5 separate regions of the Homo sapiens genome follow, and regions 1, 2, 3 and 4 are each linked to region 5. The links are chromatin loops, found by intact Hi-C in ENCODE. Cell type or tissue: heart right ventricle. All regions are shown on one strand.

What was found. Hi-C counts contacts between places; a loop is a spot of excess contacts. Peaks named below come from ENCODE experiments on the same cell type or tissue, not always from the same donor. Only the 100,000 strongest peaks of a DNase experiment are listed, where the experiment ranks them.
Region 1: a loop joins it to region 5, with 2.7 times the contacts of the local background. A loop is called at or near these places in 39 of 110 quality-filtered maps.
Region 2: a loop joins it to region 5, with 2.9 times the contacts of the local background. A loop is called at or near these places in 6 of 110 quality-filtered maps.
Region 3: it touches region 5 in a loop (3-fold over the local background); 39 of 110 quality-filtered maps call a loop at or near these places.
Region 4: a loop joins it to region 5, with 5 times the contacts of the local background. A loop is called at or near these places in 92 of 110 quality-filtered maps.

Annotation. Positions count from the first base shown.
Region 1 is chr3:142,826,720-142,831,719 of GRCh38, forward strand. It overlaps PCOLCE2 (procollagen C-endopeptidase enhancer 2), which reads right to left. Exons shown (of 9, transcript NM_013363.4): 6 at 2,973-3,127. It also overlaps the pseudogene RPL8P3. Among named protein-coding and RNA genes, the nearest start is that of PCOLCE2, 60 kb to the right of the region's middle. In heart right ventricle, CTCF peaks have their summits at 2,153 and 2,352; a DNase peak (open chromatin) is centred at 2,182.
Region 2 is chr3:142,802,735-142,807,734 of GRCh38, forward strand. TRPC1 (transient receptor potential cation channel subfamily C member 1) reads left to right here. Exons shown (of 13, transcript NM_001251845.2): 11 at 1,243-1,444; 12 at 1,702-1,896; 13 at 3,274-5,000. The coding sequence ends at 3,501. Among named protein-coding and RNA genes, the nearest start is that of TRPC1, 81 kb to the left of the region's middle. In heart right ventricle, no CTCF peak of the experiment used is centred here; no DNase peak of the experiment used is centred here.
Region 3 is chr3:142,811,965-142,816,964 of GRCh38, forward strand. No RefSeq gene overlaps it. Among named protein-coding and RNA genes, the nearest start is that of PCOLCE2, 75 kb to the right of the region's middle. In heart right ventricle, no CTCF peak of the experiment used is centred here; no DNase peak of the experiment used is centred here.
Region 4 is chr3:142,984,326-142,989,325 of GRCh38, forward strand. All of the region lies in intron 2 of PAQR9-AS1 (PAQR9 antisense RNA 1), which reads left to right. Among named protein-coding and RNA genes, the nearest start is that of U2SURP, 15 kb to the right of the region's middle. In heart right ventricle, a CTCF peak has its summit at 2,954 (motif pointing left); a DNase peak (open chromatin) is centred at 3,530; H3K27ac peaks cover 1,124 bases.
Region 5 is chr3:142,594,289-142,599,288 of GRCh38, forward strand. It overlaps PLS1 (plastin 1), which reads left to right and starts at 2,105. Exons shown (of 16, transcript NM_001145319.2): 1 at 2,105-2,221. PLS1-AS1 (PLS1 antisense RNA 1) reads right to left here. Exons shown (of 4, transcript XR_001740938.2): 4 at 1,621-3,009. RefSeq lists an enhancer at 2,161-2,400. In heart right ventricle, no CTCF peak of the experiment used is centred here; a DNase peak (open chromatin) is centred at 2,083; H3K4me3 peaks cover 1,497 bases; H3K27ac peaks cover 1,038 bases.

The DNA of each region.
Region 1 (5,000 bases), 230 kb after region 5:
TTGTGCTGGCGTCTCCAGTAGACTCCATGTCATGAAACCAAACGGAAACACTGTAGTCCTCCCTTATTGGAAGTCTCATCAACGCTTGACTCACTTACCACTCCCTTTTGTAACATTCCCTTCCACGGCTTTCACCACACATCCTCCCAGTTCTCCTCCCTCCTCCCTCGCCACTGCTTTTCAGTCACCTTTGCCAGTGTAACCTTCTCTTCAAAAAGACGGAAGTTTCTAGAGGGTTAATCTCCGCGCCTCTCCTCCTCCTGCCCTCAATCTCTGCCTAGGTCATCTCGTTCTTGATCATTGTTTCAACTATCTATATATTGATGACTCTTACTTTTTTTTGGCATAAAGACAAACTTTATTGAGCCCCTTAGCACTAGTTCTCTTTCTCCTGCACAGTCTTGGTTCCCCAGAGACGTCCAGTCTGGCGGGCAGCAATGAGACCCATTTTGCAGCCAGCAGGGTCATCTCTGAGATGGCGGAGGGGATGCCGATGTGCTGGTGGTTGCCACCTCCAAAAGGATGCTCCATAGGGTTCATGGCCACATCCCATACTCGTGGCCACCAGTTCCTCTTTGCCTTATATTTGTGGTAGGCTTGGCAAGCCTTCAAGATGGGTTTGTCAGTTCGGCCACCTCCAGCCACCACACCAACCACAGCTCTGTTGGCTGAGGAGACAACCTTCTTGGAGCCAGAGGGCAGCTTCACACGGGTCTTCTTGGTCTCAGGGTTGTGGGAGATAGCAGTGGCATAGTTCCCTGATGCCCAGGACAGCTTGCTACGGCCTCCAGGCTTCTCCTCCAGGCAGCACACGATCATACCCTCAGGCATGGTGCCCACAGGGAGCACACTGCCAATGTTGAGCTGGGCCTTCTTGCCGCAATACACAAACTGGCCCGTGTGAATGCCCTCGGCAGCAATGAAAAGCTCCGTCCGCTTCTTAAACCAGTACGGGTCGCGGAAGACCACCTTGGGGAGGGGCGCGCTGTGACCCGAGTTGTGGATGATGGGTGACTCTTAAATTTAAATCTGGCTTAAATCTTTTAGTCTGGGGACCCGTGTACCCCTACGCATGGCATATCCACTGGAAAATCTCACGGACACCTCAAACCCAACAAGGCGACAGCCTAATTTATAAATCCACCTCCGAATCCAGTTCTCTACCTCTGTGAACAGTGGCAGTATCCCCCTAGCTGTGCAAGCCCGGGACCTGGGAGGCATTCCTGACACCTACCTCCCTGACCTCCCTAGTCCAATGAATCACCAAGGCCTGTCACTGTTTCCCTCTCATCTCTTGACTCTCTCTGAATTTGTGCCATAGCACAGTTCGCCTGGACCAGCACGAGACTCTGGTGACCCCCTGGATTTCTACAATTCATTCACCTGACAGTGGCCACAGTGATCTTTGTAAAATGTGAAACTAATCCTGAACTTTGCTTAAACCCATCAACAGCTTCCCCCACACATAGGATAAACACAAAAATACTTAGAGCATAGGAGAGAGTTTGCAAGGCCTGAAGACGAAACTAGAAAGAGAGGCTGGGGACAAAGTGTGAAGGGTCTGACACACCACGGGAAGGGGTTTGGGCTCCCATGTGGTCCAATCTGGTAGTCACTAGTCACATGAAGCTTTTCAATTTTAAATTCATTAACATTAAATTAAAAGTTCAGTTCCTCAATATCATTAGCCACATTTTAAGTGCTCACAGTGGCTGCCATATTGGATAGCATAGCTGTAGACTATAAATTTAATGGGAGAACAACACAGTCTACTCGGTGTGGTGGGAGCGGGGTAGGGCATGAGGTCAGGAGAAAAGATAGAGGATATCAAAGATGACCCTATGAGTGCGGCTACCGATGCTGTGGACGTGCTTGGGAAAATAGGTGGAGAAGTAGGTCTGAGGCAGAAAATAGTGTGATAAAAACAAGTTTGTATATGCTTTCATTTAAATAGCTACAGTCACATTGTGTCCAGGAAAGAATTACAAATCCATGCTTGCGATTTCAGAGAAAGTTGAGGATGGAGATAAAAGCAAGGGAACCACTAGCTCAATGGGTGTGACCAGATAATTCACTGGAAAGAACATGGACACCAAGGCTTACTGAGCTGAGCTGGAGAAATACAGCAGTTACATGAGGCAGTACACGTCCACACCACACAGTGGCGCACTTGCAGAGTGCAAGGAAACGTTAGACCCAGAGGCGCCTGCCTGTACTCAGCCCCAGCCTAGGTGTACATGGAAAATGTGGGCAATAAAGCTGGGCTTATTTCAGCCTATTTTACATCTTAACCTTCAGTCTTTCCTTCCCGCTTTTCCCCCTCCTCCCTGGGTTTGGATTTTTAGATCTGAGGCCTGAAATCCCAGGGGGTGGAGCTGATAGGCCAGGTACTACCTACAGAGACCCTGCCTCTCCACTCCCTACATACATGCCTCAGCCCCCCAGGCCAGTTTCCCAACCAGCCTCTGTACTTCGTTGAATATTGTTGTTTAATTTACTCCGATTTGAAAATAAATAAATAAATAAATAAATAACATTTTATATGACATTTCGCTGAGAAGCAAAAAAAAAAACCAAAAACAAACATTGGCAGAATATGAAAACACAGATAGCAAGGCCCTAGAACTTCAACCTAAAATATCACAATTCTATGTAATAAAAAGCAAACGACAAGTTTGTCAGTTCCAGAAACAGAAACTTAGTCTTAGAATGATCTGTGCTTCTAATAGGCTTCCTAGTCATTGTTCAATGGTCATAATTTTCTTACCTGATATTTAAAAACTATTAGCTTACAAGCATTCTTACACCCCATACCTTTCTTTCATTAATGCAGTCATATTATTCTCTTACCAAAGCTTTCATCCTATTTAACTTTAATTTCAAGTATCTTCCTCTTATTTTTTTTCTACTTTAAAAGAATTCTTCTTATACTCCTAAAGTTTTTGCACAAACTTCCAAACAGGAAAACTTACCCGTGGTTACAGGGAATGTGGTGGTGACAGGCTGTTCTGTAGTTGTAGGCAGTTTTTTTGGCCTGAATATGTAGTGACCAATAAACCCATCTGCAGTTAAACTTAAGTCTGATAAAAACTGAATAAGAAGTTCATTTCTCTCAGACACAATTGGCCTAAAAAAAGAAAAATGTGTTTTTTTATAAATACTTAAAAGTGGTGCCTCTCTGAAAATGTAAAATTTTCTAGTTTTCCATTAACTTCCGACAATAGATTACCAGTTGTTTAAACTTAAAAGTTAAAACGTTTAAAAATACCAATTCTAATAGCTAACATTTACCGAGTGTTTGCTCAGCTAGGCACTGTGCTTTATGTGAATTGTCACATTCCACCTTCACAACAACCCTATTTTTATCTCTTTTTTTATGGAAAAGGCAATTGAAGTTCAGAGAGTTCAAGTGATTTACTCAAGGCCCTATAGCTAGTATGTTGGGAGAGTCAGAACTTGAACCCAGGACCAGATAACTCTAGAGACTGTGGCAGACGTTGGGACATGGCTGGTTTTCAAAAAGCACCTCATGATTTGCCTGATTGGGAAAAGGCAGATTCTCTGAACTAAGACTTGCGTTCAAGCTGGCCTGGGTTTGCCATGTTGGCTACAGAGCATAAAATGGACAAATCTGGTGAACAAATTCCCACGCCCTGTAAAGATGCAGCCAGAGGGATTATCTCAGTGGACTGATTATCTTTTCTATCCACTCCGGGCTAAGAAAGCCATGCAAAGGACTTCCATTTCATTTTCAATGGCAGTTCTTCGGTATGTCTGAAATGGAAACATTTCTATTATAATCTCCATTAGCAAAATGCTGTAAAGGAAAAAAAAGAAAGTGATGAATCTGTTTTGGTGTTCATGAATGGCATCATTGATTAAGAGCTCTAATTTTAGGAGCTTCCTGGTTAGCTGGCACTAAAGATTTAGTGGAGATGGTAAGTGAGGCTCAAAAGCTCTCTAAAATCTTAGGGGATTACTATATTACACAAGATAGTTTCATTTAAGTTTTGCTATTGTTATTTACACAATGGTTAAAAAAATGCTGTCTGATTAATTCTGTTTAAAAACTAATTCAGAAGTAGAAAAAATTTAACAAGTTATTTAAATGAATTAACCAGTGGTCTGACTGAACACCTTTTTGAGACATCTTCTCAGCCAATCACTTCTTACACATCATGGACACCAAATAATGAAGCAGCATTTTTTTCCCCCTACTGTCAGCTGTGCTGAGTGGGGTTGGGTGGCAGAGAGGGTAGATCTACCTGACCCAACCAGTTAGAAAAACTGCGTGATCTTTTCCGTCCTGAATATAACCTTCTGAGCCAGGGGATGAGATGAATCAAAAAGTGAGCTTTGTGATCTACATTTACAGTTTACTATGGGTTGAATATTTATCCCCTCCAAAACTCATGTTGAAATTTAATGCCCAGTGGGGCAGTATTGAGAAATGGAACCTTTAAGAGGTGATTGGGTCATGAGGGCTCTGCCCTCAGGAATGGATTCATCCATTCACAGATTAATGGATAAGTGGGTTAATGGATTAATGGGCAATCACGGGAGTGGGACTGATGGCTTTATAAGACGAGAGACCTGAGTTAGCATGCTCTGCCCCCCTTGCCATGTGATGCCCTGTGCTGCGTGGGGACTTTGCAGAGAGTCCCCACCAGCAAGAAGGCTCTCCCCAGATGTGGTCCCTTGACCTTGGACTTTTCAGCCTCCGTAACTATAAGAAATTCTTTTTCTTTATAAATTACTCAGTTTCAGGTATTCTGTTATAGGCAACACAAAACGGACTAAGACACTTCCAGCCACAAAAGTGATGAAGTTATTTAAATAATGCTTCTGAGATTCGAGCCTTTCACGAAAATATTCTATCATGCTTTTGAAAAACACTCCCATTAAATAAATAAAAACAATGCACTACACACAATTCTAACCTACAATTACAAATAAAACATGTTAATTTTGTTTAAATGATAAAATTACAAAAAAAGCAC
Region 2 (5,000 bases), 210 kb after region 5:
CAACACTTTTTAAGAGGTCATTAGAATTGAGAATCATTAGAACTTCATGAACATTTTTTTCTCTAATGTATCATAAGGATTTGAATAACCTGTTTTGAGGTAAACAAAATTCCTCCCGTCATTTTTAAATAAAACAATGGAGAAGAGTTGTGGAAGGACACATTTGTCATGTTCTTATTATGTGTCAACTATTCTTTAGTTATTTTGTGTGTCATCTTATGTAAAGAATAAGATTAATGAGTATGTGTCAGTGTACCACTTACTATATACCAGCCAATGTTCTAAGTGCTGAGCAAATGAAGTATTAGTAAACAAAACTACCCTGATGAAGCTTACATTCTAGGGAGGTGATACAGGCAATAAAAAGAGGAGTAAAATATTCAGTATGTTACACAGTGGTCAGGGCTACAAAGACAAATAAAGCATGAGCAAAAGAGTGTCTGTGTGTCAGAGTTCAGTTTTAACTAAGGAGCTAGGGAGTGCCCCAGAAGAGATGACATTCATGTGAGGATCTAAAGCTGGTAAAGGAGCAAGCCACGAAGAACATTTCTGGGGGAAGAGCATTTACAGAGAGAGAGAACGGCAAAGGCAAGTGTCCAGAGGTAGGAGCATGACTGGTATGTTCAAGAAAAAGCCAGGCAGCCAGTGTGGATGGAATGTGTTGAATCAGAGGGGGAGTTGTAGGAAATGAAGTCAGAAAGGTAATGGGGATCATGTAGGACTTTTTTGCCCTTGTAAGGATTTTGAGTTATTGAGATTGAGAGTTATTTGAAGGTTTTGAGCAGAGGTGTGACAAAATCCAATTAGATATTAGCAAATCATATAGGCTGCCTTGTTGAGAACAGACAGAAATGAAGTCAGAAGGGTAATGGGGATCATGTAGGACTTTTTTGCCCTTGTAAGGATTTTGAGTTGTTGAGATTGAGAGTCATTTGAAGGTTTTGAGCAGAGGTGTGACAAAATCTAATTAGATGTTAACAAATCATATAGGCTGCCTTGTTGAGAACAGAAAGAAAGGCAGCAAGGGGTTAAACAGTTACAAATAATTTATCTTCCTTAGGGTCTCTTTGTTTAAATTTAAAGTAAGGCATATCAGTACTGTGGAAGTCAACATCATTTTTAAATAAGGAACTTTTCATGGATTATCAATGTTTTATTTAAATAATTTTGATATAAACAAATGATTCATTTTTGCTAATTTCTTTAATTGCCTTTTAAACAGAAATGCAATTGTCTTTACAGGTTCATTGGCACCTGCTTTGCTTTGTTCTGGTATATTTTCTCCTTAGCGCATGTGGCAATCTTTGTCACAAGATTTAGCTATGGAGAAGAACTGCAGTCCTTTGTGGGAGCTGTCATTGTTGGTACATACAATGTCGTGGTTGTGATTGTGCTTACCAAACTGCTGGTGGCAATGCTTCATAAAAGCTTTCAGTTGATAGCAGTAAGTTCATTCTTTTAAAAACTTTATATTCTCCTCAGACCATACTAAGTGCATACAATAGATAAGATAGCCAAAGATTATAAGATTATAAGAATTGAAAAATAGTATTTTTAAATTAAATATAGATTTTTAAAATGTAAGTAATGTATAATAATTGCAAATGTTGAACAAAATTTTTCTGCAAGGTGTGGAAACATCCCCCATATTTGTGTGTGTATTAATATTCTAGTTTGCTTTTTAATTTGCCTTTTATATAGAATCATGAAGACAAAGAATGGAAGTTTGCTCGAGCAAAATTATGGCTTAGCTACTTTGATGACAAATGTACGTTACCTCCACCTTTCAACATCATTCCCTCACCAAAGACTATCTGCTATATGATTAGTAGCCTCAGTAAGTGGATTTGCTCTCATACATCAAAAGGCAAGGTCAAACGGCAAAACAGTTTAAAGGTAAGAAATTAGAAGCTTGAATGGCAACATAAAAGTTTTAACAATTCCTAATCTCAGATATTTCTTAAAGCGTAAGTATGCAGGTTCCCTAAGGGCTGTGACTGTCTGACTTTTTTTCACTGCTATATACCCTAATGTACGGCATCGCATCCAACATAAAGTAAGGATTCAATAAATACTATTGAGAGTGAGAGGGCTGGGTGCGGTGGCTCACGCTTGTAATCCCAGCACTTTGGGAGGCTGAGGCAAGCACATCATCACTTGAGGTCAGGAGTTTGAGACCAGCCTGGTGAAACCCCATCTCTACTAAAAACACAAAAACTAGCTGAGTGTGGTGGCACATGCCTGTAGTCCCAGCTACTCAGGAGGCTGAGGCAGGAGAATTGCTTGAACCCAGGAGGTGGAGGTTGCAGTGAGCCAGGATCATGCTACTGCACTCCAGCTTGGGTGACAGAGCGAGACTCCACCTCAGAACAAACAAACAAACAAATATATATATACACACACACACACACACACACACACACACACACACACACATATAATTATTAAGAATGGGAGATAGTACTGAGATTTTTTTTTTTACTTTTCAGATTCCTCCAATATATAAAATTTCATCTCATAGTTTTAAAACATGGGAAATATTCAAAATACCCATTCTGTCACTGTAGCTAAAGAATGACTACTAGAATCAGCTCATATTTTTCTGGTTCTTCTTGAAAGTTATTCAATACATCAATAATTCAATATATGTTACTATAAACCAGGGGTTGGGACATTTTTTCTGTAAAGGTCCAGATAGTAAATACTTTACACTTTTCAGGCTGAGACAAAATCAGAGATATTGTAAGCAGTGATACAGTAAGAGAGAAAACAAATTTTCACAAAACTTTTATTGATAAAAGTCAAAATATAACAATAACAGTAATAACTTTTTAAATATAGGTCTACTAGTGAAAAGAATGGAGTTCCTTTTGGGAGGGGATAAAATTTCACTTAACTAGAGTTTAAAATTAGTGTTATTATCAATTGATGATAAATGTTCATCTGTAAAATCTATTCTTAGCTCACAGGCTGTAAAGTCAGGATATGGACCATATTTGGCTTGTGGGTTGTAGTTTGCCAATCCCTGCTATAAACTAAGGATTCCTAAGACTAATTTTTTTCAATCAAGATAAGCATAAAATTAAATTCATTAAACAAATATGCAGGCTATATTTGTTTTAAACAAGTGTTGAATATTATACCATGTAGTAGAAAAACTATAGTCTAATAAAGCATTTAAAGATGTGTTTGTGTCTGTGAATATATTTTTGAACTCTACCTCATTTAAATATCGTTTCTGCATATCCTTAGTATCATATTGTTGTTTTGAAGGAATGGAGGAATTTGAAACAGAAGAGAGATGAAAACTATCAAAAAGTGATGTGCTGCCTAGTGCATCGTTACTTGACTTCCATGAGACAGAAGATGCAAAGTACAGATCAGGCAACTGTGGAAAATCTAAACGAACTGCGCCAAGATCTGTCAAAATTCCGAAATGAAATAAGGGATTTACTTGGCTTTCGGACTTCTAAATATGCTATGTTTTATCCAAGAAATTAACCATTTTCTAAATCATGGAGCGAATAATTTTCAATAACAGATCCAAAAGACTATATTGCATAACTTGCAATGAAATTAATGAGATATATATTGAAATAAAGAATTATGTAAAAGCCATTCTTTAAAATATTTATAGCATAAATATATGTTATGTAAAGTGTGTATATAGAATTAGTTTTTTAAACCTTCTGTTAGTGGCTTTTTGCAGAAGCAAAACAGATTAAGTAGATAGATTTTGTTAGCATGCTGCTTGGTTTTCTTACTTAGTGCTTTAAAATGTTTTTTTTTATGTTTAAGAGGGGCAGTTATAAATGGACACATTGCCCAGAATGTTTTGTAAAATGAAGACCAGCAAATGTAGGCTGATCTCCTTCACAGGATACACTTGAAATATAGAAGTTATGTTTTAAATATCTCTGTTTTAGGAGTTCACATATAGTTCAGCATTTATTGTTTAGGAGTATAATTTTATTTTATCTAAAATAATAGTCTATTTTTTCTTTTGTATTTTGTTATAATCTTAAGCAACAAAGAAAAAACCCTAATATTTGAATCTATTTATGTCTTTCAATTTAAATTCACTTCAGTTTTTGTTATTGTAATATATTTACTTTTACATGGTTATAATCACTTTATATTTTTAATGTTTTTTTCACTTAATATTTTATATATACATTTCCATGTATTGATGTAGTTAGTCCACATTTAAATTTTTATAGAATTATATAGTTTTTGAAAAATACAGTCAGTAGATGTTTTATTTTTTAGCTATTCAGTTATGTTTATAAGTTTGCATAGCTACTTCTCGACATTTGGTTTGTTTTAATTTTTTTGTATCATAATAGTCCTATTTTTTTTTCAAGTTGGAGTGAATGTTTTTAGTTTTAAGATAGATAGGAGACACTTTTTTATCACATGTAGTCACAACCTGTTTTGTTTTTGTAAAACATAGGAAGTCTCTTTAATGCAATGATTTGTTTTATATTTGGACTAAGGTTCTTGAGCTTATCTCCCAAGGTACTTTCCATAATTTAACACAGCTTCTATAAAAGTGACTTCATGCTTACTTGTGGATCATTCTTGCTGCTTAAGATGAAAAGCATTGGTTTTTTAAAATTAGAGAATAAAATATGTATTTAAATTTTTGGTGTGTTCACATAAAGGGATGTAGCTAAAATGTTTTCATAGGCTATTATATATTCTCGCAGCATTTCCAGTTAAGAGGATATTAGGTATATAATTCTCTTCTTAACCGAATGTCAGATGGTCTTACGCCACAGGGTGCAGGTAACCCTTGGTCTGTAAGCACCACCGATCCAGGGATCATTGTCTAAATAGGTTACTATTGTTTGTTTCATCTTGCTTTTGCATTTTTATTTTTTAATTTCCAAATTTTAAGTGTTCCCTCTTTGGGGCAAATTCTTATAAAAATGTTTATTGTAAAGTTATATATTTTGTCTACGATGGGATTATGCACTTCCCAATTGGGATTTTACATC
Region 3 (5,000 bases), 220 kb after region 5:
TTGAATTAATTCTGTGAGGTAATTCAGCTTCTCATTTTAAAATTCATTTCCTCCAATTTTATTTCAACGGAAAAAGCAATCACAATATTTTCTGTGTTTGCTTGAATGCAGATGTTTTCTTCTCCCATCCACCCCCGCTGACCCCAGTGACAGAGTCTCACAATATTTTCCAGGCTGGAAGTACAGTGGCTATTAACAGGTGCCATCATAGCACACTACAGCCTCCAACTCCTGGGCTAAAGAGAACCTCCTACCTCAGCCTCCCAAGTAGCTGGGACTACAGGAGTGTGCTACCACACCCAGCCTCTTTCTTTTGAAAAGCTGTAAAACAAGACCAGGCACAAGAAGGAACAGTTCTCTCATTCTCTTTTGTATCCTCACTCTAAGTATAGTATTAATGTTGAATGGCACAAAGTTATTGAATAAAAATTTAGCCATTATCCGTTAGTGTAAATATTCTAGGAATGACAACTAGTTTATTAAATACTCTTAACAATTGTGTGCTCCAGATCCTATTTTCTCAAACTACATTAAAAGAAAACTTAGATTCCCTACTTCAACCTTCTAATTTAATATACAGGAAAACTAGCATTTTGAGTAATTTGTCCAAGTGTATATACTGACTGGAGATACTGAATTCAATTGATTTTTCCTATCAGTCAATATATATCCAAAAGCTTTCCATTTTTGAATTAGCTTCTCATTGTAGGTTCATCTTGGTCAGCAAACAGAACTTAAGTTCCTACTTTTCTAAATAACTAATTTGTTAAAAACTTTTATGACGAGGGTCAAGCAGAGACCAGCAAGATGAGCAAGAGTTGGAGGAAAAGGATGGACAGGTAGGTAGTGAACATCATAGGAAAGGGGGAGTTAGCCTCAGAAAGTAACAGCCAGACCAGAAGGGACCAGAGTGTTTAAAGCACACAGACTGGTGAATTTTATTTCTGTGCCACTTTCTATCCTAATCAATTTGAATATTCAGCCAGGCGCAGTGGCTCATGCCTGTAATCTCAGCACTTTAGGAGGCCAAGGCAGGTGGATCACCTGAGGTCAGGAGTTTGAGACCAGCCTGGCCAACATAGTGAAACATTAGCTGGGCATGGTGGTGTGCGGCTGTAATCCCAGCTACTCAGGAAGCTGAGGCAGGAGAATAGTTTGAACCTGGGAGGCAGAGGTTGTAGTGAGCCAAAATCACGTCACTGCACTCCAGCCTGGTCAACAGAGTGAAACTCCATCTCAAAAAAAAAAAAAAAGTACATATTCAAGGATCCAGAAACCACTTAAGACCATAAGGGATCTCAGAAAGTATCCAATTCAACTTCATGTTACAGATAAGGAAACTAAAGTTCTCCCATTGCCACACTGTGAATGAGAATCCAAGTCTTTTTCCTTTTCAGCTGGGAGGCTCTTACCTGCATTATGTTACTATTAATATCAGTTTTTTTGTGAGATGAATTAATCAGATATATGAAGTCTTACTTTCAGCTTGTAAATTTTCTTCATAGGTTTCTATACTTAAAAGCTTCATCTCGTTGAAATCTAACCCAATCTTAGTATTAGAATGCTACAGGGACATCATTCAGGCAAAGATGTTTCATTTATATCTAATCAAATTTTAGCCTTTTAAACTCAATTGTTGATTTTGTTTTTAAAAGGGAGAAGCAAATGACAAAAAAATCAAAACCAGGATTTTTAATAATAACTTTAGAATACTTCAGAACAAATTTTTATGTATATCCCAGAGCTACTCACCCAGAACACCCGATTCCATGCATCCATGGGCAATCCCACACTTGTACATCCAGAGAGCCTTTGTCAAAAAGAGGCTATTCGTGGCCCAGTGCTGTGGCTCACGCCTATAATCCCAGCACTTTGGGAGGCCAAGGCAGATGGATCACCTGAGATCAGGAGTTCAAGATCAGCCTGAACAACATGGCAAAACCCCATCTCTACTAAAAATACAAAAATTAGCTTTTCTTAATTTGGTCAGAGTTTTGTCAATTATATTAGTCATTTTAAAGAACCAACATTTGGCTTTCCTTTTTTCTATTATTTAAGATGACAATTTTATTCAATTTCTGCTCTATGCTATTTTATCCTACCTTTTAAAAGTTTATGGTGTTTTCCTTTTACTAAGTTCCCAATTTGTATCATTCACAAATTAATAATTTCCATCCTTTCTTTTATAATGTAAACATGTAAGATTATAAATTTTAAAGTGTTATTTAAGCTGCATTTCACACATTTTAAAATGCAGTTTTTCTATTGTTCAGTTTTTAATATTTTGTTTTCCATTATGGTTTCCTTTTTATCATGAGTTGAAAGTACATTTCTTAATTTCCAATTTTTTTCTTGTTTTTTGTTGTTTACTTTTTGTTATTAATTTCTAGTCATTTACTGTTAGAGAAGGCTGTTCGATACCAGTTGTTTGAAATTTGTTGGAATTTGCTTCATGGTGCATGGCAAGTTCTGAAATTGTTCCATACGAGCTCAAAATAATGTGCCCTTGGTTCTGTTCTACATATGTGTGTTAGGTAAATCTAGCTAATTGTGCGGTTCAACACTTCTATATTTTTAATGTTTTCTCTTTTAAATCTGTCAATACTGAGAGAAACATGTTAAAACCTCCCCTTATGATGGTAAACTTGTCCATTTCTATTTATACTATATCAGATTTAGTTATATATTTTGAAGGATGTTATTAGCTGTGTGCAAATTTAGAATTGTTATATCTCCTTGTAACTCTCTTCATCTTGAGTAATGCCTTGAAGTATTTTTTTTCTGGTATTAATAAAACCATACCATTTTTATTTTGGTTAATGTTTGCCTGGTATACTGTATTTATCTTTTTCTATCCCTTTCCTCTCAACTTTTCCGTGTCCTCATGTTTTAGATGTCTCTTTCAAATAGCACATAGCTGTATTTCTTTTTCTAAGCCAGTCTGACCATTTTGACGTATAACTTTCAGGACTTAGTTTAGGTGTTTACTGAAATTATTGATATGTTTGTATTTTTACCTTATTTTGTTGTATTTTTCCTGGTTTCACTTTCTTTAATTTCTTCTTTTTTTTCCTCTGCTGGTTTTAAATGTTGATGCTCTATTTATATTATTTATGCTCTATTTATATTATTATTTTATTATATTACCCTAGAAAAATTAATGTAAATACTTAAATTATCAAAGTCCTAAGTTAATATTTTTATCTTTCTCTCTCTCAATACGAGGTCTTTAGAATACTTAGGTCAAATCTTTTTAAAAAACATTTGCTTGCTAATTGAATTTAATTGCAAATTTTTTGTTTCCATTTATATAAAAAATATAAATTTGTTTGCTTGAATCCATGAACTCAAGCAAAAGGTGTTTCTGATTAATATTACTTAACTCACGTTAGAACTTTCTCATTAGTGCCTGTTTAATTACAGGGCTTTTCTTTAAGGGAGTTTTTTTTGTCATTAGTTGATACCATTTAAATAGTCCAGAAGTAAATGGGAGCCTGGTAGCAGTAGTCTATTAATACATGAAAGAAAAGAAGGTAAATGTCTTCCAATTAAGGTTAACTTGGAAGTAAATTACAGAATTTAAGACTTGGGAACTTGGGAAAAATCTTAAATGTTCATTTACAGGAATTCAAAGGATGAAAATCAAGCTAGCAAGATGCTCTGAAACAGTGAGATTTATTTATAATTTTGAAATGTTTTGTGATATGTTAGTATGGTCACCTATTCATTCTTCATGTGTATTTGATTCCCCAAGTATAAATACTTAAAAACAAAAACAAAACCTTATCAACTATTCTTGAAAAATAAACAATTCCTAAAAGAGAAAATAGTATGGGATCCCAGAAGTTATGTAGTCTAACTCCCTCAAATTATAACTAAGGAAACTAAACCTCAGTCAAAATAAAGGTGTCTTAGTCCGTTCTGTGCTGCTATAACAGAATATCTGAGACTGGGTAATTCATAAAGAACAGATATTTATTTCTTACAGTTCTGGAGGCTGGGAAGTCCAAAGTCAAGGGCCCACATCTGGTGACGGCCTTCTCACAGCATCATCCCATGGCAGAAGGTGGAAACGCAAGAGAGCACATGAACACATCAACACATGTGCATGCCCAAAAGAGAAAGACAAGGATGGAGTGGGGACGCAGGGGGCCAAATTCATCCTTTTACCAAGGACCCATTCTCACGATAACTCACTCACTCCCATGATAATGGCATTAATCCATTCGTGAGGGCTCTGCCTCATAAAAGAGCCCACCTCTCAACACTGTTGCATTGAGGATTTACTTTCCAACACATAATTTGGAGGATACAGTCAAACCATAGAAAAATGATTGTTTAAAAAGGAAAGAAATTACAAAGTGGTTGTTATTCCAGAAAGAGCAGCTTCACGATTCATCTTATCTCTATGTTTTGAATAACTGAAGTAAAAGACAAACCAGTGCCACACACTTTTAACCGTGAATCCCCTAAGCAGTTGTAAAATACTGTGTCAGAGATGTCAATAGTATGAATAGTTTAGATTACTCTTCTCAGTTTTTACCCCACTGTGACTCAAGCCCCCACTCACCTGAAGAAGTCTTTCCGCTGGTCATGCAGAAGCTTGATACCCGCCAGCATGCTGCTTGTAATTCACCAATAGGAGATTCTATTCAGAAAGAAGAAATACTGAAATCTTTAGGATTCCCTCCTAAGTCCCGGAACATGTATTCTTAAAGGGAAGCAACTTGCTTTGAGAAGGCTGGAATCAATGAGGAGTCCACAGTTACATCCTGTGCTGGGCGCAGCTGGTCTGCGAAGTTCAGCTGGCTAAGAGAACTTTCTAAAAGCTGACACTGGCCAGGGAAGCCAGTCACCCACTGTCATCAGGGTCTTCTAGTTCATCTACTTCCTGCTGACGGCTCCTCAGTGGGAAAGTATAGGAGCAGTTTCTGACCTGCCTGTCAGCCCAATTTTGTCGTTTCCTTAGGCTCACCCAGCTGCCGTAACAGAGGGAACAG
Region 4 (5,000 bases), 390 kb after region 5:
GAATGTAGTATGCGCTACTTGTTAATTACTTATAAATGAAGGAATAAAAAAGCTTTCTGGGATTGGTATTGTCTGGCGATGACCAGATCAAGGGTCAGGTTCTGGGAGCTGGTGACCGAAATGGAATGAAAGTGAGGTTGGAGTTCAGGAGGTACAAGAAATGTTCAGCCAGGCTGTTACCTAGATGTACACAGATGTTCAAAAGCTGGGATGTGGGGTGCTGGGAGCTGGGGTAAGACACTGAGGGGTAGCTCTGAAGGCTACAAGGAATGAGGGGGAGCCTCCAGAATTCTTTATCAATGGAGGCAGCTCCATGACTTCTAGAAGGGATGGCTGGAGGTTCTAGAGCTGATCTGCACGGCAGGAGAGAGGACTTTTATCTGATAGTGCAAGAGAAATAGTTCAGACCTGGACTGTCCAATGTAGTGGCCACTGGCCACATGTGGCTATTGAGCATTTGAAATGTGGCTAGTGCAACTGAGGAACTTAATTTTTAATTAAATTTAATTTAAATAGCTACATGTGTAGTTATGTTTCTCATAGTCTCAGATCTAGACTGAAGTGCCTGAGGAACTTGGGACTGGTAACATGGGGTGCGGAAGAATAAATGGTCTCCAATAGAAATGCCAAAAGGTTGTAGAGTGACTTAGGAGAGTGCCAGGATCCTATTCACGAGGAAAAGTGCTCCTGGGACAGACTGAATGTATGAGGGCAGAAGATATTTATGTGGAGACAAGGATCTGACATTTCCATCATTGCAGAAAGTTCAGTTAGACAGTGCAGGTCTACCCACATGCTGCTGCTGAGCCCTTGAAATGTGGCCAGTCTGAACTGAGATGTGCTGTGAGTGGAAATAAATACACACTGGATTACAAAGACTTGGTATAAAAACAGTGTAAAGTATCTCAATAATTTTTAATACTGATTACAAGTTGAAATGTTTTAGATATAGTGTACCTATATATTTTATTTATATTACAACTGTTTCTACTTTTTAAAATATAGCTACTAGAAAACTTAAAATTACATATGTGGCTCATGTTATATTCCTTTTGGACAGAGCTGATCTAAAAAAGTGCAGGGAAAAGGTTGAGAGGGGCACCAGGTCAAAGCAGGGCTGAGGATTATGAAGATAAAAGGCACTTTGGAAATGATGGCCTCACATTGCTACATTTTGGTCCCAGGTGGTATTTGGCCTTATCTCAGCTTGATGGGGAGAACTGTCATGGGCTCTGCCAAGGCACTGGGGTTCCAGCCCAGAAAGCGGTCAGGTAGAGGGGTGGAGGAGTGATGCAGAGGGCCTTGTTATGAGGATAGTTCAGGACTTTCCCAGGTTCTTTTTTCCCTCATTAAAATGTACTTCTCCCTCTAGTCTTAACTTGGCTAATAATACCTTAACATTTTACCCCTTTTTATAGTAAAGTTTGGCCTGATTAAGACAAGCCCTTCTCTTAAACACATGAAAAGGTGCTCAACTCACTTATAATAAGAAAAACACAAAGCAAAATATAAGGACATACCATTCTTCACCTAGCGGACTGGCCAAGATTAAAAAAAAAAAAATCAGGTTCAAACGATGTGGGGCAAGGTATGGGAAGACAAGGGGTTGGGAATTTGATTGGCACAACCTTTATGGAAGACAAATCGGCAGTGTCTGTGACAACTTTAATTGTGTATATCCTCTGACTAAATCCCAGTATTTATCCTACAGAAATACACATTGCAAAATGATATATGTAAAAGGGCATCCATTGCAGTAGTGTTTACAAAAGTAAGAGACTGGAGTCAATTTAAATGTCAATTTATAGAGACTGATTAAATAAATTATGGGTATCATTTCAATCAAATTATAAAATAATGTAACTTTAATAGCAGACAACTGCTAACAATAATAAGACAGGTCTCTATGTCAGATGTAGAAGGATCTCTAAATTATTGGTAAGTTTAGAAAAAGAAAAAGAAAGTAACAACCATGTATGTAGCACACTGCCATTTCTGTGGGGGCAAAAAACTCAATATATTTGCTGACATATATTTACAAGTGTATCGATTTTTTTTTTGAAGGATATATAAGAAATCAGTAACAGTGGTAACTTCCAAGGAGGGCAAATGCATTGTAGGGAGAAGGCCGACTCTATCTCTCACTGTATACTATTTTGTACCTTTAAAATTTTATGATATAAATATATTACCCACCAAATAAAATGAAATAAGACATTTTAAAACTTCTCTTTATGTATGAATTTCCTCTTATCACAACTCCATAAAGTGTCTTTGCCTGCACTTCACGATACAGCTCTTCCTGCTGCTGCAACTGTTTTTGCTTCCTAGAGACTCGGAATTACTATCTTTCCACTTAGTAACTGAAAAAAAATTGTATTCATTTATTTGATTGTCAAGTACAGTATCTGGATTTACCAGTTTTTAGGTTTCAAGAATTATTTTTTCCCTCTACTTTGTCTTTTTCTTCATGCTTAAATGTTTATCATTAAGTTCATCAAAGTATTTTTCTAAAATATTTACATTTAAAATGCACATTTCGGCTGGGCATGGTGGCTTACCCCTGTATTCCAGCACTTTGGGAGGCCTAGGTGGGTGGATCACCTGAGGTCTGGAGTTCGAGACCAGCCTGGCCAATATGGTGAAACCCCATCTCTACTAAAAACACAAAAAAGTAGCCGGGCATGGTGGTGGGCGCCTATAATCCCAGCTACTTGGGAGGCTGAGGCAGGCAGGAGAATCACTTGAACCCAGGGCAGGGGGAGCCGGGGGGAGGCGGAGGTTGCAGTGAGCCAACATCACGCCATTGCACTCCAGCCTGAGCAATAAGAGCAAAACTCTGTCTCAAAAGAAAAAATAAAAGCACATTTCTCTTATTCTTTGACATTCTCTTGTAATATACATTTCAGTTACATGAAATTGAAAGACAACCAAATGCAATGTGCCCTCTAGTGGTTAAAGAAAATAATTTACAATCCACCTCTCCTGAGCCAAATACACAGATCAAATGTAATTTTTCAAAGCCTACATTCAGTTATGTGGATAACTTAATTGGTTATTTCAGTGTGGCTTTTGTCCTCTTATGAAAACATGGCATATCAAAAAAATTGTCCATCTTATAAAATAATCATTTTTCTCTATTTGCAAAAACAAAAAAAGTATTGACCTATTTACCTGTTTGTTGAATAAACAATATATTAAAATAGACCAAAGAATGGGGAGTGAAAAGTAAATTTCCTCCCACCCCTGACCCTCAGAAGCTAAAGATGGCTTTCCTAGTGGCAAGCACAGTTGCCAGTTTTTAAATAAATATATTGTGTATATGCATAAACAAATACACGTTATATTAGTTATCTACTGCTACGTAGCAGATTACCCAGAACTTAGTGGCTCAAAACAACAAACATTTATTATCTCACATTTTCTGTGGGTGAGGAATGCAGCAGCTTAGCTAGGCCCCCAGCGCTGGGGCTTTCCCAAGGATGTAGTCAAGCTGTCAGCTGGTGCTGCAGTCAGCTCATGTCTCAGCTCGGGAGGATCTGCTGTCAGGCTCTCTCAAGGGGTTCTTGGCAGGATTTAGTTCCTCACACGTTGTTGGGCCGAGGGCCTCATTTCTTCACTGGCTTTTGGCCTGAGGCTTCCCTCAGTTTCTTGTTACACGGTCCTCTCCATAGGACACCTCACAGCATGACAGTTGGCTTCATCGAGTAAATAAGAGAGAAGAGCCAGAAAAGGCAAGCAAGACTAGAAGCCAAAGTTTCTTGGTAACCTAATTTCGGAAGTGATATCCTATCACATTTGCTGTGTTCTGTTTGTTAGAAGCAAATTCCTGGGTTGAACCATATTTAAGGGGAGAGGATTAAATAAGGGCATGGGCACCAGGAGTAGGAGATCACCGGGGGCCATCTTAGAAGCTGCCTGCCACACAGTTGTATATGATATATCTATAGATGCCTTAAAAAAAAAAACTTAAGGTTCTGTACCTTGCTTTTGTCATGTGATAGTGTATCTTGGAGCAAGTTCTAAGTCAGTACAGAAAGATCTCCCTCATTCTTCTAACAGTGGCATAGCATTTCAGCCCCCACCTCTACAGAGAGCATTCTTCGGGCATGCCATACCAAACCTTCTTAAGAGTCCCACATTGAGAAAAATTTTGCAATCTACTCATCTGACAAAGGGCTAATATCCAGAATCTACAATGAACTCAAACAAATTTACAAGAAAAAAACAACACCATCAAAAAGTGGGCAAAGGATATGAACAGACACTTCTCAAAAGAAGACATTTATGCAGCCAAAAGACACATGAAAAAATGCTCATCATCACTGGCCATCAGAGAAATGCAAATCAAAACCACAATGAGATACCATCTCATACCAGTTAGAATGGCAATCATTAAAAAGTCAGGAAACAACAGGTGCTGGAGAGGATGTGGAGAAATAGGAACACCTTTACACTGTTGGTGGGACTGTTAACTAGTTCAACTACTGTGGAAGTCAGTGTGGCAATTCCTCAGGGATCTAGAACTAGAAATACCATTTGACCCAGCCATCCCATTACTGGGTATATACCCAAAGGATTATAAAACATGCTGCTATAAAGACACATGCACACGTATGTTTATTGCAGCACTACTCACAATAGCAAAGACTTGGAACCAAGCCAAATGTCCAACAATGATAGACTGGATTAAGAAAATGTGGCACATATACACCATGGAATACTATGCAGCCATAAAAAATGATGAGTTCATGTCCTTTGTAGGGACATGGATGAAGCTGGAAACCATCATTCTCAGCAAACTCTCGCAAGGACAAAAAACCAAACACCGCATGTTCTCACTCATAGGTGGGAATTGAACAATGAGAATACATGGACACAGGAAGGGGAACATCACACACCGGGGCCTGTTGTGGGGTAGGGGGAAGGGGGAGGGATTAGCATTAGGAGATATACCTAATGTTAAATTAAGAGTTAATGGGTGCAGCACACCAACATGG
Region 5 (5,000 bases):
GACCGGCTAATTTTTGTATTTTTAGAAGAGACGGGGTTTCATCATGTTGCTCAGGCTGGTCTTGAACTCCTGACCTTAGGTGATCTGCCCACTTTGGCCTGCCAACGTGCTGGGATTACAGGCGTGAGCTACTGCACTGGGCCCTGGTTGTGCATTTCTAATGATATACTCTAGTTATTATTTTACACTTGGAAACAATTTTGGGAAACGGTTTTATCAATGGTATATTTACAAATCATATCTTAGGGTTGGCTGCTTTTACAGAGGGTTGTTACAGACATTTTATATGCATTATTTTTAGCTTCATTTACAGAGGATGACTTTTTATTTTACCTTTCCCAAATCAGGTTATACCATATTTAGAATCTACGTTTCCTCATGAACCTGCCCTGGTCAATATTACCACGAAAAAAAAACAGATCATAAGAGTATTTCATGAAAAAGTGTTCTCTTATCAAACTTATTGGTGAATAATTTACACACATTTTTCATGTTTAAAGTGTACAACTTAGCGATGACAGTTGTATACACCTGTGAACTTGTCACTACCATCAAAACAGAGAAAATTTCCATCGTCCCCCTCCAAAAATATTTTTTCTGCTCATTTGCAGTTTATCCTTCCCTCCACTCCTGGCTCCAGGCAATTACTAATCTGGGTTTTGTCATTATAGGTTAGTTTGTACTTCATATAAGTGGGATTATACAATATGTTTTGTCTCTAGCTTCTTCAACTCAGCATACCGATTTTGAGAGTTATCCATATTGAGTCCTGTGTGAGAGTATTTCTTCTTTTTTATTGTTGAGTAGTATTGCATTGTATAAATATACCACAATTTGTTTTTTCATTTACATGTTGTTGGACAGTTGGGTTCCTTCTGGTTTGGGGCTTTTGTGAAAAACAGCTGCTATGAGCATTCCTGTTCAAGTTTTTGTGTAAGCATATGTTTTAATTTCTCTTGGATAACATCTAGGAATGAAATGGCTGGGTCATATGTTAGATGTATGTTTACCTTTTAAGGAAATATTTTGCTTTATTTTGTGAGAACTTACTTAACTCCCCTTGCATATCTAGATAAATAAGTATCAGATAAGGATACTAAATTTACCAGATTCTCTAGGTGGCAGGTGGGAAAAATCAGATAAGAATACTAAATTCACCTGATTCTCTAGGTGGCAGGTGGGAAAAATTCCTTATCTTCCCTCTCCATGGCCCACCTACTTTCATAGTTCATTGCTCGTCCAATTTGTTTGAGTTCTTAAAATAATTTCAACTTCCCCCCTTTATTTTTTCTATTGTTACCATCTCAGGGTTGGTTGGGTGCCTATTCTGTATTGGATATTGTGTTAGGCGCAGAAGGGGCACGTGGGACTTTGAGTTAAAGGGGCAGCAAAACCTTGTTCTGTTCTCTGGACTGAGTTGGACAGACCACAACTACGGATTATGCTTCAGGCAAAGTATGTGAGAACTCTTGAGGCAGCATTCCATTTACCTGACTCACATGCGAGAGAAAATATCCCACTTTTGTTTGAGTGTGGGCTTTAGTTATATATTTATTTTAATCAGGTGTGGCTGTTAAAGGAAAAGGAAGCAATCCGTGAAACAAACGGAAAAAAAAAGAGTAGGGGAGAGAAACAAGTCTTCCTTTAATAACGTATACCTTTCCTTTTGACCAGCAGGTCCCAAAGTGTGGTACCCAGACTAGTAGCACCAGTTTTCGCTGAGAACATGTTAGAAATGGGAACTGTCGCGCTACGCTCCAGACCTAACTGAATCGGAAACTCAGTTTCCGGGTTTGGGATCTGTGATTTAAAAAGCTCTCCAGGTGATTCTGATCCACGCTCAAGTTTGAGAACTGCTGTGCTAAACTCATTCCCAGGGTGTAGGTGGTCATCTTTAGACTTGGGTAACTGTGGGCGGTAGAGATAACGTTGCCGCAGCGCCCGTCCACCTCTCCCCATCCACGCTCCCAGCGCCTGCAACTCCTCTTTCACCCTTAGCCTAAACCCAGGTTCTGGGCTTCCCTTTCCCTCCCCTGGGAGCCGCAGGCAAAACGCGGCAAGTGGATTCAGAGTTTGCGGGCCCGGGTGCCGGCCGAGCATGCGCAGTGGCGCGAGCGCAGCGGCTACGCGGGCGCGGAGAGGTAGCCGCAGAGTGGACCTGCAGGTACTTGGATCTCCAGTGGGAGCTGCCCTCTCGAAGGCAGGACAGCGGTGGCGGCAGGTACGCGGGGGTGGGGATAGGGCCCAAAAGGAAGGCTGGACAGACAGATGGAAAGCGAAGCGTTACTCCTTTGGGGGCGCGCGGCGGCTCGGGGGCAGTATCTCCGGGTCCCCTCGCTCGCGTCTCGTCTCCTGGCTGTGCAGTGTGGCGCCCGCCGTCCTCTGGGCACGCTTCTGCCCAGTCCCGGCAGGCAGTGCCCGCAGGTGTTAAATCGCGTATTTACACTGCTTAAACAATAAGCCTGTTAACTGAATTGTGATTCTATGCAATGAAATAAGGTATTTCATTAAGTTTTCTTCTTTCAACTTTGGGTGGCTGCCGGTGAGGCTTTCTGAACCAGCCTGTTTTGTTTTAATTCTGGGACTGGTTTATTTGCCTTTGGCCTTTTGGTGCATAGGATCAATAGGGCTGTAGTGAAATCCCATCCGTGCTGTTTTTGGTACCTTTCCTGGAGCATAGGGACCTCTGGATGCGGCATAAAAATGTCAGTTTTCAGCGAATTTCACTGCCAAAAAACTTTCCGTGTTTCAGCTGCATTTTCAAGTGGAGACTTAAAAAAATTTAAGATTTCTCCCTAACTTTTCAATTATTACTGTATTTCGGTCTTCATTTGGTACTATTAAAAGGAAGCGGTCGTTTAGATGAGTAACAGAATTCTCACTTTTCCTCCTTTACTTACTTACTATGTCACATTTTATGGCTTATACCGTGATATCTTTCCCTCCAGCCACGGTGTTGGATACACTTGTATGAGGCTTCAGCTGTGCTGCATAAATTTCTTGAAGAACCTGTGAGCCAGAAGCAAAATTTCAGGACAGGGGGCACACACTGAACTTGAAGCAAGTACTTTTACACCCCCCACCACCTTTGTAATCAGCTTTCCTTTAAGTTGAATTATGTAATGAAATTCTATAGTAAAGTGTTAATGTGTAATGTGGAGGCATATATATATATAGAGAGAGAGGTAGTAAGTTTAGGAAGAGGAAATTTTAAGTTCAGGAAGAGAAACCTATATGGAAAGGGAATACAGGTATCCTGCCCCCCTTCATTCCTCCCATGATAAATGTTTTAATGGCAGAAATAATATACAGCTGGTCTAGTTTTGGCTGTAGAGACCTTTGAGGTCAGCCAGTTCAGCTGCTTCAGTTTACAAATGAGAAAACTGAGACCAGCGAGGTTAGATGACTTGCTGTGGCCACCCAAGCCCCTCATTGGCAAAGCTAGGCCTGGGATCCAGGTTTTCTCATTTTCTGGGGTCTTTTTACCACTCCCTGCAGATACTCTTCTTTACCTCCATTATTAAACTTCCTTTTTCTCTTCTACTTATACCATGAAGTCTGGCTTAAGCAGAAAATTAGTTGTTTCTCTTACTAAGCTTCCTAGTACCTCATAAATTCCTTTCAAAAAGTGCCCTTTCACTGAAGCCCCACCTAACAATTTGCTGGTCCTGAAAACGCCCTCCTTCCTTCCCTCAGTCACCTGGGCCCTTTGCCCAAAATGCCTGTTTGCCTCCCTCTTTCCGTATTGAAGTCCTGCTCATGCTGCAAGGTGTAGCTCAGGTGTGACCTCTTTTTGGAAGCCTTCCTTGATTGCCTTAGCATGAAGTAGCTCTCCCTCTTCTGAACCCTATAGCACTTACTACTGTTGTTTGTGCTGTTAGTATCCCCATTGTATATAGTATCCTGAGTATTTTAGCACCTCCCAACTTCCCGACCAGGAAGTTGGCAGGTTGTGTAAGCTCTTGGAGGTTAAAGCCTATGACTTAAACATCCCACCCAGCACTAAGCACAAAGTATATTCTTAGCCCCTGTTTGTGGGAGGGAGTGGGGGAAGGAAGTGCAGTATGTATAGTTTTGTAAAGAGATTTCATGTGTGTTCTATAATATGGGGAAGGCCATGTTAGAGCTGTATCAAGACAGCAGCCAAGTCCATTTCTGATTCCTCATATTTTGATAACAGATCACAGATTAGTTAGGGGGATTACAGGAGACAGGCGTAAAAACACGGGTCAGTTGGTCCAGGCCCTGGATTAAGCCTGTGACTCAAAGTGGAGAAAAGAGGGCACAGAATTAAGAAATGTAAAGGAAGAAGCATGTGGTGAAAGACTAAATGCAGAGAAGGAAAGACATGTTGAAAATGAATTTCAGGGTTGGGGTGTTAGTAATGGGTTTATAATGTTCTTTTTATCTTAAAAGTACCTCCAATTGGCTGGGTGTGGTGGCTCACGCCTGTAATCCCAGCACTTTGGGAGGCCGAGGTGGGTGGATCACAAGGTCAGGAGATTGAGACCATCCTGGCTAACACGGTGAAACCCCATCTCTACTAAAAATACAAAAAATTAGCTGGGGGGGCATGGTGGTGGGCGCCTGTAGTCCCAGCTACTTGGGAGGCTGAGGCAGGAGAATCGCATGAACCCGGGAGGCGGAGCTTGCAGTGAGCCAAGATTGTGCCACTGCACTCCAGCATGGGCGACAGTGCAAGACTGCATCTGAAAAAAAAAAAAAGTACCTCGAATTGTGACATTGTCTCTGTTTCTTAGTTAGTGATGTAATTGTCTTATTTCCCGTTCTAGATGATAAGCTCTCTGAAGGATGACCTTTAACCCTTCACAATACCTGGCACATTGCTTTGCAGTATCAGACACTCAATAGTTATTACATGAATGAATGAATAAATAAATAAATAAATAAATAAATAAATAAATAAAAAGTGCATTTTGCCATGGGGAGGGTGGGCATTTAGGATCTTAGAGCTATATGGTAGCGCTTTATCCAGACTA